2 separate regions of the Mus musculus genome follow, and region 1 is linked to region 2. A link is a loop called in an ENCODE intact Hi-C map of the cell type or tissue named here. Cell type or tissue: left cerebral cortex. All regions are shown on one strand. Links, peaks and the distances in the headings refer to the core of each region. The heading gives the core; the rest is flanking DNA.

The links. Peaks named below come from ENCODE experiments on the same cell type or tissue, not always from the same donor. Only the 100,000 strongest peaks of a DNase experiment are listed, where the experiment ranks them.
Region 1: it touches region 2 in a loop (14-fold over the local background); 4 of 42 quality-filtered maps call a loop at or near these places.

What each region holds. Positions count from the first base shown.
Region 1 is chr6:85,704,556-85,711,109 of GRCm38, reverse strand. Nat8f7 (N-acetyltransferase 8 (GCN5-related) family member 7) reads left to right here and starts at 2,549. Exons shown (of 2, transcript NM_001253910.2): 1 at 2,549-2,599; 2 at 3,179-4,403. The coding sequence starts at 3,254. The coding sequence ends at 3,937. It also overlaps a transcript of Alms1 not described here. In left cerebral cortex, for the core only: no CTCF peak of the experiment used is centred there; no DNase peak of the experiment used is centred there.
Region 2 is chr6:85,808,706-85,815,259 of GRCm38, reverse strand. It overlaps Nat8f6 (N-acetyltransferase 8 (GCN5-related) family member 6), which reads left to right and starts at 5,383. Exons shown (of 3, transcript NM_001201389.1): 1 at 5,383-5,441; 2 at 5,533-5,659; 3 at 6,023-6,554. The coding sequence starts at 6,095. In left cerebral cortex, for the core only: no CTCF peak of the experiment used is centred there; no DNase peak of the experiment used is centred there.

The DNA of each region.
Region 1 (6,554 bases), core at 2,498-4,997, 110 kb after region 2:
CACAATTGCTCTGTAGTAAAGCTTTAGGTCAGGCATGGTGATTCCACCAGAGGTTCTTTTATCCTTGAGAAGAGTTTTTGCTATCCTAGGTTTTTTGTTATTCCAGATGAATTTGCAAATTGCTCCTTCTAATTCGTTGAAGAATTGAGTTGGAATTTTGATGGGGATTGCATTGAATCTGTAGATTGCTTTTGGCAAGATAGCCATTTTTACAATGTTGATCCTGCCAATCCATGAGCATGGGAGATCTTTCCATCTTCTGAGATCTTCTTTAATTTCTTTCTTCAGAGACTTGAAGTTTTTATCATACAGATCTTTCACTTTCTTAGAGTCACTCCGAGATATTTTATATTATTTGTGACTATTGAGAAGGGTGTTGTTTCCCTAATTTCTTTCTCAGCCTGTTTATTCTTTGTGTAGAGAAAGGCCATTGACTTGTTTGAGTTAATTTTATATCCAGCTACTTCACCGAAGCTGTTTATCAGGTTTAGGAGTTCTCTGGTGGAATTTTTAGGGTCACTTATATATACTATCGAAGTGTGGACACTATACCCCTCCTTAGAACTGGGAACAAAACACCCTTGGAAGGAGTTACAGAGACAAAGTTTGGAGCTGAGATGAAAGGATGGACCATGTAGAGACTGCCTTATCCAGGGATCCACCCCATAATCAGCATCCAAATGCTGACACCATTGCATACACTAGCAAGATTTTATCGAAAGGACCCAGATGTAGCTGTCTCTTGTGAGACTATGCCGGGGCCTAGCAAACACAGAAGTGGATGCCCACAGTCAGCTAATGGATGGATCACAGGGCTCCCAATGGAGGAGCTAGAGAAAGTACCCAAGGAGCTAAAGGGATCTGCAACCCTATAGGTGGATCAACATTATGAACTAACCAGTACCCCGGAGCTCTTGACTCTAGCTGCATATGTATCAAAGGATGGCCTAGTCGGCCATCACTGGAAAGAGAGGCCCATTGGACACACAAACTTTATATGCCCCAGAACAGGGGAACGCCAGGGCCAAAAAGGGGGAGTGGGCGGGTAGGGGAGTGGGGGTGGGTGGGTATGGGGGACTTTTGGTATAGCATTGGAAATGTAAATGAGCTAAATACCTAATAAAAAATGGAAAGAAAAAAAAAAAAAAAAAAAAAAGAAACTCAGGCCAGAAGGAATTTATCACCTCCCCGGAGGCAGGGAAGCCTGGTTGGCCAGCTTCTTCCAGATGGATTCTGTCCAATCTGGAAGGAGTTTGCCTGGAAGCTTCTGCTCTGGAAAGTGAGGCTGAGGGCCAGACTGCAAGGGCTGAGGACAGACAGGCCCTAAAGCCCATCCTCAGCCCACATCTCTGTGAAAATCCTCCATTCCACTGAAACATGCACAAGGACACAGATGTGTTGGTAAATTGCAGAGATGCTGTGTGGGTTATCTTCATCTGCCCAGGCTCACTTCAGTCAGACCCTCCCCTGATGCATAAGTCACCAAAGGAGGCTGCTTGGTCACACAGGAGAGATCTGGAGGGTGTGTGCCCCAAAACTAGCAATACTCACTGAAGACTAAACTAGAATTGCATCTTGCCAAAAGGTCCCCACAATCTTGAACCGTCTCTGCCTAGTTCACTGTGGGAACGGTGCTGCTCTGTCTGCTAACCTGTGCTCCCTCTCCATTTCTGTCTTTGTTGCCAAGAGAGGTTATGTAAGGATGTTACATAAGTCTTCTCCTTTATTTGGGCCAGCCACTGGAAAGTGGGACCTGTGTGCGGTAACACATATTTATTGCAGTGCCCTGAGATTCCCCACCAAACTGGATTGTATTTGGAGAATAAGCCTCTGCTTGTCGATCTATCTCTGTGAATAGTGAGGGGGGGGGCGCTCCTAGTTTAGTCTACACCCCTCTCCCCCAGCACACACACAGATGAATCCTACAAATACTGGCTTCACCCTAGGCAGAAAGCCACAAGCTGAGGGGCATAAGTGGGTCTCTTCCATGGGGACATTTTAACATACAAGGGTGTCTCTCTAAGTCTGGGGCCTAAGAAGACTAATGCACCATGGTAGTTTCATCAACACATGTTTGAGGCAGGGATGGAGAAGTCAGCAAAGACCACCAGGAGCCATTAGAAAAGGAGGCAAGTGCAGCCTGGGCAGGGAGAAGTCCACCAATGAAGGCTCCTGCACTTGAGACAGTAGGTATAACTCCTGCTTGTGATGACAAGTGAGCTCATGGGAGAGGAGCAGGGAGCAGAGAGCCTCAGAGAGGGATAAGAGTGCTGGGAGAGAGCCACTGCACCCGGGAAGGGACAAGGAGGTGAGGTGCCTGCATTCCATCATGAGATTAAGGACCCCTGAGCCATCTCAGATCCTGATTCCCTTCCAGGTTCATTCTGTGGCAGTCACGCAGTTGACTACACCTGAATGTTCCTCTCCACAGCCCATCTACTTGACTCTGTGGTTTATAATTATCAAACATCCAGCTTTCAGCCAATGAGGTTTCTACCAAGTCTGCTACCTCAATAAATAACAGGCCACTGATTAGCCTCACAATCAGTCACAAGCACAGCACTAAGGCTGATTTGGACCCTGAGCTCTGAGCAACTAGGTGAGTATGTTTGGGGGCAAGGTTGGGGTTGGGGGGTGTCTCTGCATTCCTCTCCTGTAACAGGACCTTCTTGTTCATGTTTTCTCAAAAGTCTAAATGTTCAGAGCTGATGGGAAATGGCTTTGTTGAAACTTGATCTTGGAAATCCTGCATTTGCAATGTATATACTCTAGAGAAAGAGATCAAAGGAGCTGGGCATGAAGACTGGTGGCCTCAGGGTACTATCTCAATGCTCCATGAAATTTAGAGAGCCAGTAATGGGGCCAGGAGGGTGGAAGAGAAGGGGGCCGCCGGTACTTCAAGGGGAGTCTAGAAGGCAAGTGTTTCTTTATCATGTTCTGCAGGTGAAGATATAGGTCCAGAGAGATTAAGTGATGTGCCCAATGTCTCACTTCCAGACAGGCAGAGAAAATAACATTCCAACCAGTGTGTCTGGCTTTATACATTCTCTCTGTTAATGGTTTCCTCTTAGGTCACATGTGCATGTACACACACAGACACACACAGACACATGTTGAATAGGTTAATGGCAAGCTGGGAACTTAGTTGGGGGACTTGCATGGTTTCTTTTCTCTTCAGCAGGGTTACAGGGAAACCTACAGTCAGAAGCAGCTGTGTCTTTGGTCTTTGAGATCTTAGCCTCCGAAGTCTCCCATGGCTCCTTATCATATCCGAAAATACCAGGACAGCGACCACAGGAGTGTGGTGGATTTGTTCCGCAGAGGCATGGAGGAGCACATCCCCGCCACCTTTCGCCACATGCTGCTGCTGCCCCGAACCCTCCTGCTCTTACTCGGGGTCCCTCTTACTCTATTCCTGGCCTCAGGCTCCTGGCTTCTGGTTCTTCTGTCCATCCTTACCCTCTTTCTTTCCCTGTGGTTCCTTGCAAAATACACATGGGAAAAGCATGTGATGAACTGTTTGCACACAGACATGGCTGACATCACCAGAACCTACATGAGTTCTCACTCCTCCTGCTTCTGGGTAGCTGAGTCTAGAGGTCAGACAGTGGGCATGGTGGCTGCTCGGCCAGTGAAGGACCCCCTCTTGCAGAAGAAGCAACTGCAGCTACTTCACCTCTCTGTGTCATTGCAGCACCGAAGAGAAGGCCTAGGGAAAGCTATGGTCAGGACTGTCCTCCAATTTGCACAGATGCAGGGCTTCAGTGAAGTTGTCCTTTCCACCAGCATGCTGCAGTACGCAGCCCTGGCTCTCTACCAGGGCATGGGCTTCCAGAAGACTGGCGAGACCTTCTACACCTATTTGTCCAGACTAAGGAAATCTCCAATGATAAACTTAAAGTATAGCCTCACTTCTCCTTGGGAAGGGGACCTGTGATCTCTCTCCTCTGGGCGTCAATCAGGATCTGATTGCTTCTGTAATAGTAACAAGCAGACCCAGCTACTTCAGGTGCAAACCACTAACCCTCACTCTCAAGCACATCTGAGTAAGTGTTTTGTGGGTGGGCTTGGGGCAATGGTTACTCTGTGTTATCTAGGCTTTCTGAGGTATTCTTTAGCTAACATAACGCCATGTATAAAAAGTAACACAATATGAACTAACCAGTACCCCGGAGCTCTTGACTCTAGCTGGATATGTATCAAAACATGGCCTACTCGGAGGCCCATTGGACTTGCAAACTTTATATGCCCCAGTACAGGGAAATGCCAGGGCTAAAAAGTGGGAGTGGGTGGGGAGGGGGGTGGGGGGGAAGGGTATGGGGGACTTTTGGGATAGCATTGGAAATGTAAATGAGAAAAATACCTAATAAAAAAAAAGGAATGAAAAGAAAAAAAAACAGTAACACAAAATAGTAAAATTTTACTTAGCTTGTGAATCTTTGGGTCATCTACTGAGCTTGGCAGGCCAGCTGTCAGGGTCTCAGGACACCTTGGGTTGGCAGAAGCCTATTACCTCACTCTAGCAGTCTGGTTCAGGCAGGGCTCCAGGTTTTTGTAGAGTTACAAAAGCAGAAGCATAAGGAAGTGAAGGTCTTTCCCAAACTCTGAAGGTGTTACATGCAGAACTAAGACTTGGTTGGAATCTCACCTACCTCTGCTTTAGAGGGACTGAAGTCCCAGAACCAAGGGACTGGCTATGGCCCTGTGACTAGCCAGGCAGCACAAGGTTAGGACAGTGGGTGGAGGTGAGCCACAGGGTGTTTTAGAAATTATTTACACACTGTGGCAACTGATTGGACTCGACCTCGTGGAGCAGCATGCATGTCTTAAGATAGGCTGAACATGGAGTGTTCCTATAGTCAAGAAAAGCTATAGGATTAGCAAGGCTCCCATACATCAGCCCTGGGACACAGCTCCATCCTGTCCACATTGCCCTGCGATTCCTCATTTCCCTAAGTGCCTCTGGCCTGAATGTGTTCCTGTAAGCCTTGATGTCTTAGGGTCGTGATAATATCATAATAGCAGTGCAAATGTTATCAAATGACACCAACTGTTTTTTTGTGTATTTTAAAATAGTTATTAACCCCAAGCATCTGCATGCTTTTAATCCCAGCACTCAGAAGGCAGAGGTGAGGCAGGAGGCTATCTGTGAGTTCCAAAACCAGATTCATCTACATAGCAAAATCTAGGCCAGCAAGAGCTACATAATGAAGCCCTATCTTAATAATAATAATAATAATTTAAAAAAAATGGTTAACTTTAAAGCCTGAAAGTGTTTTCTCCCAGTAATGGGAAAATGAAAGAAGCCTATAGCTATGTCTAAAACTCTCAAGTTCACAAGTAGTTAAAGAGAGCAATGCTGTCCATGGAGTCACATGAATGCATGTGAATATGTGTGCTCTCTTTTGTGTGTGCGTGTGCGTGTGTGTGTGCATGTGTGTGTGTGTGAGCTTGTGCAAATATGTCAGAACTCAACCTCAAATGTTTTTTGACACAGTTTCTCACTGGCACAAACTGGCTGGCCAGGTAGCCCCAGGATCCATTTATCTTGATTCCTCATTGCTAGGATTACAAACAAAAGCCCCAACACCCAGCTTTTCTATGTGGGTTCTGGAAATCTGAGGGCTTGGGGGGGTCACTTTACTGGCTCAGCTGCCCAGCCCCTGCATGAGTTCTATGGGGAACTGCTGCTCTGCCTCCTGCAGTCACATAGCCTCAGGAAAGTGGAATGTACCTTTCTAAACAGCTCCACTGATGCCAGAGGCTCCGGGATATTCTTGGCCAGTTTGACACCCTGCTCTGCAGTGGAGAAACACGTGCTGTTTAGCACTTGTCTTAGGAACCCCAAATCTTCAGGTAAGAATGGTAGGGTTACTTCTAACAGAATTGGGATGGGCAGAAAGTCAAGGAAACCCATGAACTTGGGGGATTTGTGTCAAAAGAAGGTAAGAATAGGGTGTCAGATCTCCTGGAACTGTTGTAAGCCATCATTTGGGGTGCTGGGAATTGAACCCAGGTTCTCCAGAAGGGTAACAAGAGTTCTTCATTGCTGAGCTCTCTCTCTAGCCCTGGTTAATCTTTTGAACAAAATCAATGTGGATGTATTCAGTAGACAGGACCCAGATTAAACTTTACCAGTATGGCTGGACATGGTTGTAATTCTAGGTCAAGGATAGCCAGACAGCTTTAGCAACACTGTGAGATGTTATCTCTAAAAAAAGAAAAAGCTAATGTGCACATTGTTAAAGCAAGTTTGTTTTAGGAACAATTGTAGAGCTAGCAGATATTTGTGGCCAGGTAGCAGGGTAGAACTTTAAAATTAGCCTGACTAGACAAAACAGTGGGCTAAGGCTTCTGCAGGCAACTGCCCAGAGCTCAGGTTAATCAAACACACTGCAGGAGAAGGTTAAAGTGAGGCTCTTCTATTACCAGCTAATGTCCCCTCTCCATTGCATCTTAGCTCGGCTCTGTGTGAAGGAGGGAGGGGCACAGGCTGCTACCAGCAACCCTGCCTCACAGAGGTGAGCAGAATCAGGAGAGTGTGCTCTTGGCTG
Region 2 (6,554 bases), core at 1,466-3,965:
TTTGAGCCTTACTATAGTTTCTTTAATGAATGTGGATGTCCTTCCATTTGGAGCATAGACATTCAGAATTGAGAGTTCATCTTGGAAGATTTTCCCTTTGATGAGCATGAAGTGTCCCTCCTTGTCTTTTTTGATGACTCTGGTTTGGAAGTTGATTTTTTTCGATATTAGAATGGCTACTCCAGCTTGTTTCTTCGGACCATTTGCTTGGAAAATTGTTTTCTGGCCTTTTACTCTGAGGTAGTGTCTGTCTTTGCTCCTGAGGTGGGTTTCCTTTATGCAGCAAAATGTTGGGTCCTATTTATGTTGCCAGTCTGTTAGTCTATGTCTTTTTATTGAGGAATTAAGTCCATTGATATTAAGAGATATTAAGGGAAAGTAATTGTTGCTTCCTGTTATTTTTGTTGTTAGAGTTGGGATTCTGTTCTTATTATGGCTGTCTTCTTTTAGGTTTGTTGAAGAATTCCTTTCTTGCTTTTTCTAGGGCATAATTTCTTTCCTTGTGTTGGAGTTTTGGATTTATTATCCTTTGAAGGGCTGGATTCGTGGAAAGATATTCTGTGAATTTGGTTTTGTCATGGAATACTTTGGTTTCTCCATCTATGGTAATTGAGAGTTTGGCTGGGTATAGTAGCCTGGCTGGCATTTGTGTTCTCTTAGGATCTGTATAACATCTGTCCAGGATCTTCTGGCTTTCATAGTCTCTGGTGAGAAGTCTGGTGTAATTCTAATAAGTCTGCCTTTATATGTTACTTGACCTTTTTCCCTTACTGCTTTTAATATTCTATCTTTATTTAGTACATTTGTTGTTCTGATTATTATGTGTCAGGAGGAATTTCTTTTCTGGTCCAATCTATTTGGAGTTCTGTAGGCTTCTTGTATGTTTATGGGCATCTCTTTCCTTAGGTTAGGGAAGTTTTCTTTTATAATTTTGTTGAAGATATTTACTGACCCTTTAAGGTGAAAATCTTCATTCTCATCTATACCTATTATCCTTGGGTTTGCTCTTCTCATTGTGTCCTTGATTTCCTGGATGTTTTGAGTTAGGATCTTTTTGCATTTTGCATTTTCTTTGATTGTTGTGTCCATGTTCCCTATGGAATCTTCTGCACCTGAGATTCTCTCTTCCATCTCTTGTATTCTGTTGCTGATGCTCACACATCTATGGTTCCTGTTTTCTTTCCTAGGATTTCTATCTCCAGAGTTGTCTCCCTTTGGGTTTTCTTTATTGTTTCTACTTCCATTTTTAGATCTTGGATGGTTTTGTTCAATTCTATCACTTGTTTGGTTGTGTTTTCCTGTAATTCTTTAAAGGATTTTTGTGTTTCCTCTTTAAGTACTTCTACCTGTTTAGCAGTGTTCTCCTTTATTTCTTTAAGTGAGTTATTAATGCCCGTCTTAAATTCCTCTACCAGCATCATGAGATATAACTTTAATTCCAAAGCTTGCTTTTTGGGTGTGTTGGGGTATCCAGGACTTGCTGTGGTGGGTGTACTAGGTTCCAATGATACCAAGTGGTCTTGATTTCTGCTAGTAAGATTCTTACATTTGCCTTTCACCATCTTGTATTCTCTGGTGTTAGATGTTCTAGCTGTCTCTGGAGCTCATTCCTTCTGTGATTCTGTTAGCTTTGTCAGCACTCCTGGGAGCCCAACTCTCTCCTGATTCCTAGTGGTCAGAGCACTCTCTGCAGGCAAGCTCTCCTCTGGCAAGGAAGGTGCACAGAGGTCTGGGTCTCAGCTCTGCCTCCTGGCTGAGGATGAAGGCCCGAGGGGACCCTGTCCAAGAATCTCTGTTGATTCTGCAGCCTTTGAGCTCTCCTGCTTGGACTGGTCTCTGAGAGATCTGGGATACAAGATCATAAGTAAACTTTTAAAGAGAACGCTCTAATTACATAATATACTGTGTATGTCTAAAATCAGATGCATCATCAAAAAGGCTGTACACAGTCCAGACAAGGTTATATAATTCCAAAGTATCAATCAAATAGAAAACCACTGCTCTTATGAATATGTTTAGCCCCTGATAAGTGTCAGTAGCCAAAGCATTGTCAATGGACAAAACATTACAAAGTTTTACATTGTGAAAAATTGAAATTACAGTCTATAGTTTTCATCTCTGTAAAGCAGAGAATAATTTAGAAGAATCTAAATTCATATCTATGGTCACCAAGATTAGAGAGAGCAAGCTGTGGGTGCAGTGTTCTTATGGATCCTGTGAGAGTGCCCAGCCCCACTGGGACCACCACTTTGACCCCACCTGCAAAAATATGAGCAGAAGGCAGAGAGATGAAGCTATACACTAAAAGCAGACAGGGGGGGTTGAACTGTTGTCTGATTGTAACTTCTATATTTTATCTGACTGGGGCTTCACTGAGTAGAATTCAAACAAAGCTGCATCCATAGCACTGAGGGCATTCAACACAGAAAGAGAAGTGACAGGTGGGGCCTGGGGTGAATGGATTCTCCCTAAGGAGGTATGGTGGGAAGGGCTTTCCAGGAAGAGGCTTGGCACAGGTTGTTGTAGCCCTGAGGGTTCTCGAAGGCCCTGGAGCACCTTCACAGGTAGGACATACACTGCAGACTGACCTGAAGGTCCAGAGCAAACATTTGTCTCAAATGAGTGGCCTCTGGGAAGGTGTTCTTTCCACCTACGGTGGAACCATACTGTATATACCCTGAAGCCTAGACCCCAGCTATGCTGCAGACAAAGCAACCGTGGGCTAGCTGGAGGACGACAGTTGCCTAAGCAGCTGTTCCCACCTCCTGTCAAAATAGACACTAAAGAAGAAAAACAGGTGCTATTGTCCCTTGGTCAGAAATACTTCCCAGGAGTCTGATAGGAAGAACGTTAGGGGAAAGTGACAATGTTCAAAGCCACCATGTAGGTTCTAGAGATTGGACCCAAGTCCTATGAACAAGCAGTCAATGCTCTACCAGCAGAGCGGTTTCTGCAGCCACCAGTTCTGTCACCATCAATCCAAACTGGATCTGGTATAGTCTTCTAGCACATCCTCTAATGATGGAGATTCCTAAGAAGTGTCACCTTCTAAAGTACCCACCACCTCCCAAGACCTTGTTTCAGTGCAGGACTGTCCAGATCTAAACTGTAACAGGAGCCCAACACCAAGACTATGGGAGAATTTTTCTCTTGTCACTACTGGAAACAAAAGAGCTTTTCTAGGGTCTTGTCTAAATCTACATGTTCATTTCCAGAATAATCGACCCCCTGAGAAAACTAAACTCTCTGAGAGAGCTTATACGTTAACAGATGTTGGATCCTGCTTGGAATTAAAAGTCTGCCAGGGTGTCCAGCAGACATCTATAACTTCATTGTAAAGTACCTGCATTCTGATAACACCCTATCCACCCCAAAACATATATCATTGCATAATGAGAAAAAGAAAGAACTATAAAAAAGGGACAGATGTGGTGTGTGAATTCTGGGAAAATCTCTACTCACTCCCCAAGAAGACATGAATTCCCATGTCTTCTCTAGTCTATCCTTCCTTTCAGTTGTATTTTATACAGATCACCAGTGGATAGAGAAGTAGACTTGGGAGTATCTTCTACTTCTGCTTTTGGCCAAGAATGCAAGTCAACCTTGCTGTTCAACCAACACTCGGCCTTCTCATTGGACCCACTATTTCAGGATGAAAAAAATAACCCATTTTTGGACTCAGAACCAGCAATCAATCAAATAGGATCAGGTTTTTTAATATCACAGCTTTTGAGGAGAATCACAACAAAGAAAATGAACCCAGAAAGTTGTCACAGACAAACCAGCAACTTCACTAGAGATGTGGAATCTGCCTGGAGTTAGGGGGTGTGACAACCTGAAACTATGAACTGTGAGTTCAGAAATCAGCAGAGTGGAGGGTGGGGCTGCTCTCAGCATCAAGAAAGCACAGGACCTTTGCACTCTCTCTGCTATGCTTAGAAACCCCACACTCCCCCAAGGGAGCTTATCCCCACACTAATTAACAACTCCAGGCCATTAGAAACTCAGGCCAGAAGGAATTTATCACCTCCCCGGAGGCAGGGAAGCCTGGTTGGCCAGCTTCTTCCAGATGGATTCTGTCCAATCTGGAAGGAGTTTGCCTGGAAGCTTCCGGCTGGAAAGTGAGGCTGAGGGCCAGACTGCAAGGGCTGAGGACAGACAGGCCCTAAAGCCCATCCTCAGCCTGCATCTCTGTGAAAATCCTCCATTCCACTGAACCACGCACAAGGACACAGATGTGTTGGTAAATTGCAGAGATGATGTGTGGGTTATCTTCATCTGCCCAGGCTCACTTCAGTCAGACCCTCCCCTGATGCATAAGTCACCAAAGGAGGCTGCTTGGTCACACAGGAGAGATCTGGAGGGTGTGTGCCCCAAAACTAGCAATACTCACTGAAGACTAAACTAGAATTGCATCTTGCCAAAAGGTCCCCACAATCTTGAACCGTCTCTGCCTAGTTCACTGTGGGAATGGTGCTGCTCTGTCTGCTAACCTGTGCTCCCTCTCCATTTCTGTCTTTGTTGCCAAGAGAGGTTATGTAAGGATGTTACATAAGTCTTCTCCTTTATTTGGGCCAGCCACTGGAAAGTGGGACCTGTGTGCGGTAACACATATTTATTGCAGTGCCCTTAGATTCCCCACCAAACTGGATTGTATTTGGAGAATAAGCCTCTGCTTGTCCATCTATCTCTGTGAATAGTGACGGGTGGGGCACTCCTAGTTTAGTCTACACCCCTCTCCCCCAGCACACACACAGATGAATCCTACAAATACTGGCTTCACCCTAGGCAGAAAGCCACAAGCTGAGGGGCATAAGTGGGTCTCTTCCATGGGGACATTTTAACATACAAGGGTGTTTCTCTAAGTCTGGGGCCTAAGAAGACTAATGCACCATGGTATTTTCATCAACACATGTTTGAGGCAGGGATGGAGAAGTCAGCAAAGACCACCAGGAGCCATTAGAAAAGGAGGCAAGTGCAGCCTGGGCAGGGAGAAGTCCACAAATGAAGGCTCCTGCACTTGAGACAGTAGGTGTAACTCCTGCTTGTGATGACAAGTGAGCTCATGGGAGAGGAGCAGGGAGCAGAGAGCCTCAGAGAGGGATAAGAGTGCTGGGAGAGAGCCACTGCACCCGGGAAGGGACAAGGAGGTGAGGTGCCTGCATTCCATCATGAGATTAAGGACCCCTGAGCCATCTCAGATCCTGATTCCCTTCCAGGTTCATTCTGTGGTGGTCACGAAGTTGACTACACCTGAATGTCCCTCTCCACGGCCCATCTACTTGGCTCTGTGGTTTATAATTATCAAACATCCAGCTTTCAGCCAATGAGGTTTCTACCAAGTCTGCTACCTCAATAAATAACAGGCCACTGATTAGCCTCACAATCAGTCACAAGCACAGCACTAAGGCTGATTTGGACCCTGAGCTCTGAGCAACTAGGTGAGTATGTTTGGGGGCAAGGTTGGGGTTGGGGGGTGTCTCTGCATTTGTCTCCTGTAACAGGACCTTCTTGTTCATGTTTTCTCAAAAGTCTAAATGTTCAGAGCTGATGGGAAATGGCTTTGTTGAAACTTGATCTTGGAAATCCTGCATTTGCAATGTATATACTCTAGAGAAAGAGATCAAAGGAGCTGGGCATGAAGACTGGTGGCCTCAAGGTACTATCTCAATGCTCCATGAAATTTAGAGAGCCAGTAATGGGGCCAGGAGGGTGGAAGAGAAGGGGGCCGCCAGTACTTCAAGGGGAGTCTAGAAGGCAATTGTTTCTTTATCATGTTCTGCAGGTGAAGATATAGGTCCAGAGAGATTAAGTGATGTGCCCAATGTCTCACTTCCAGACAGTCAGAGAAAATAACATTCCAACCAGTGTGTCTGGCTTTATACATTCTCTCTGTTAATGGTTTCCTCTTAGGTCACATGTGCATGTACACACACAGACACACACAGACACATGTTGAATAGGTTAATGGCAAGCTGGGAACTTAGTTGGGGACTTGCATGGTTTCTTTTCTCTTCAGCAGGGTTACAGGGAAACCTACAGTCAGAAGCAGCTGTGTCTTTGGTCTTTGAGATCTTAGCCTCCGAAGTCTCCCATGGCTCCTTATCATATCCGAAAATACCAGGACAGCGACCACAGGAGTGTGGTGGATTTGTTCCGCAGAGGCATGGAGGAGCACATCCCCGCTACCTTTCGCCACATGCTGCTGCTGCCCCGAACCCTCCTGCTCTTACTCGGGGTCCCTCTTACTCTATTCCTGGCCTCAGGCTCCTGGCTTCTGGTTCTTCTGTCCATCCTTACCCTCTTTCTTTCCCTGTGGTTCCTTGCAAAATACACATGGGAAAAGCATGTGATGAACTGTTTGCACACAGACATGGCTGACATCACCAGAACCTACCTGAGTTCTCACTCCTCCTGCTTCTGGGTAGCTGAGTCTAGAGGTCAGACAGTGGGCATGGTGGCTGCTCGGCCAGTGAAGGACCCCCTCCTGCAGAAGAAGCAACTGCAGCTACTTCACCTCTCTGTGTCATTGCAGCACCGAAGAGAAGGCCTAG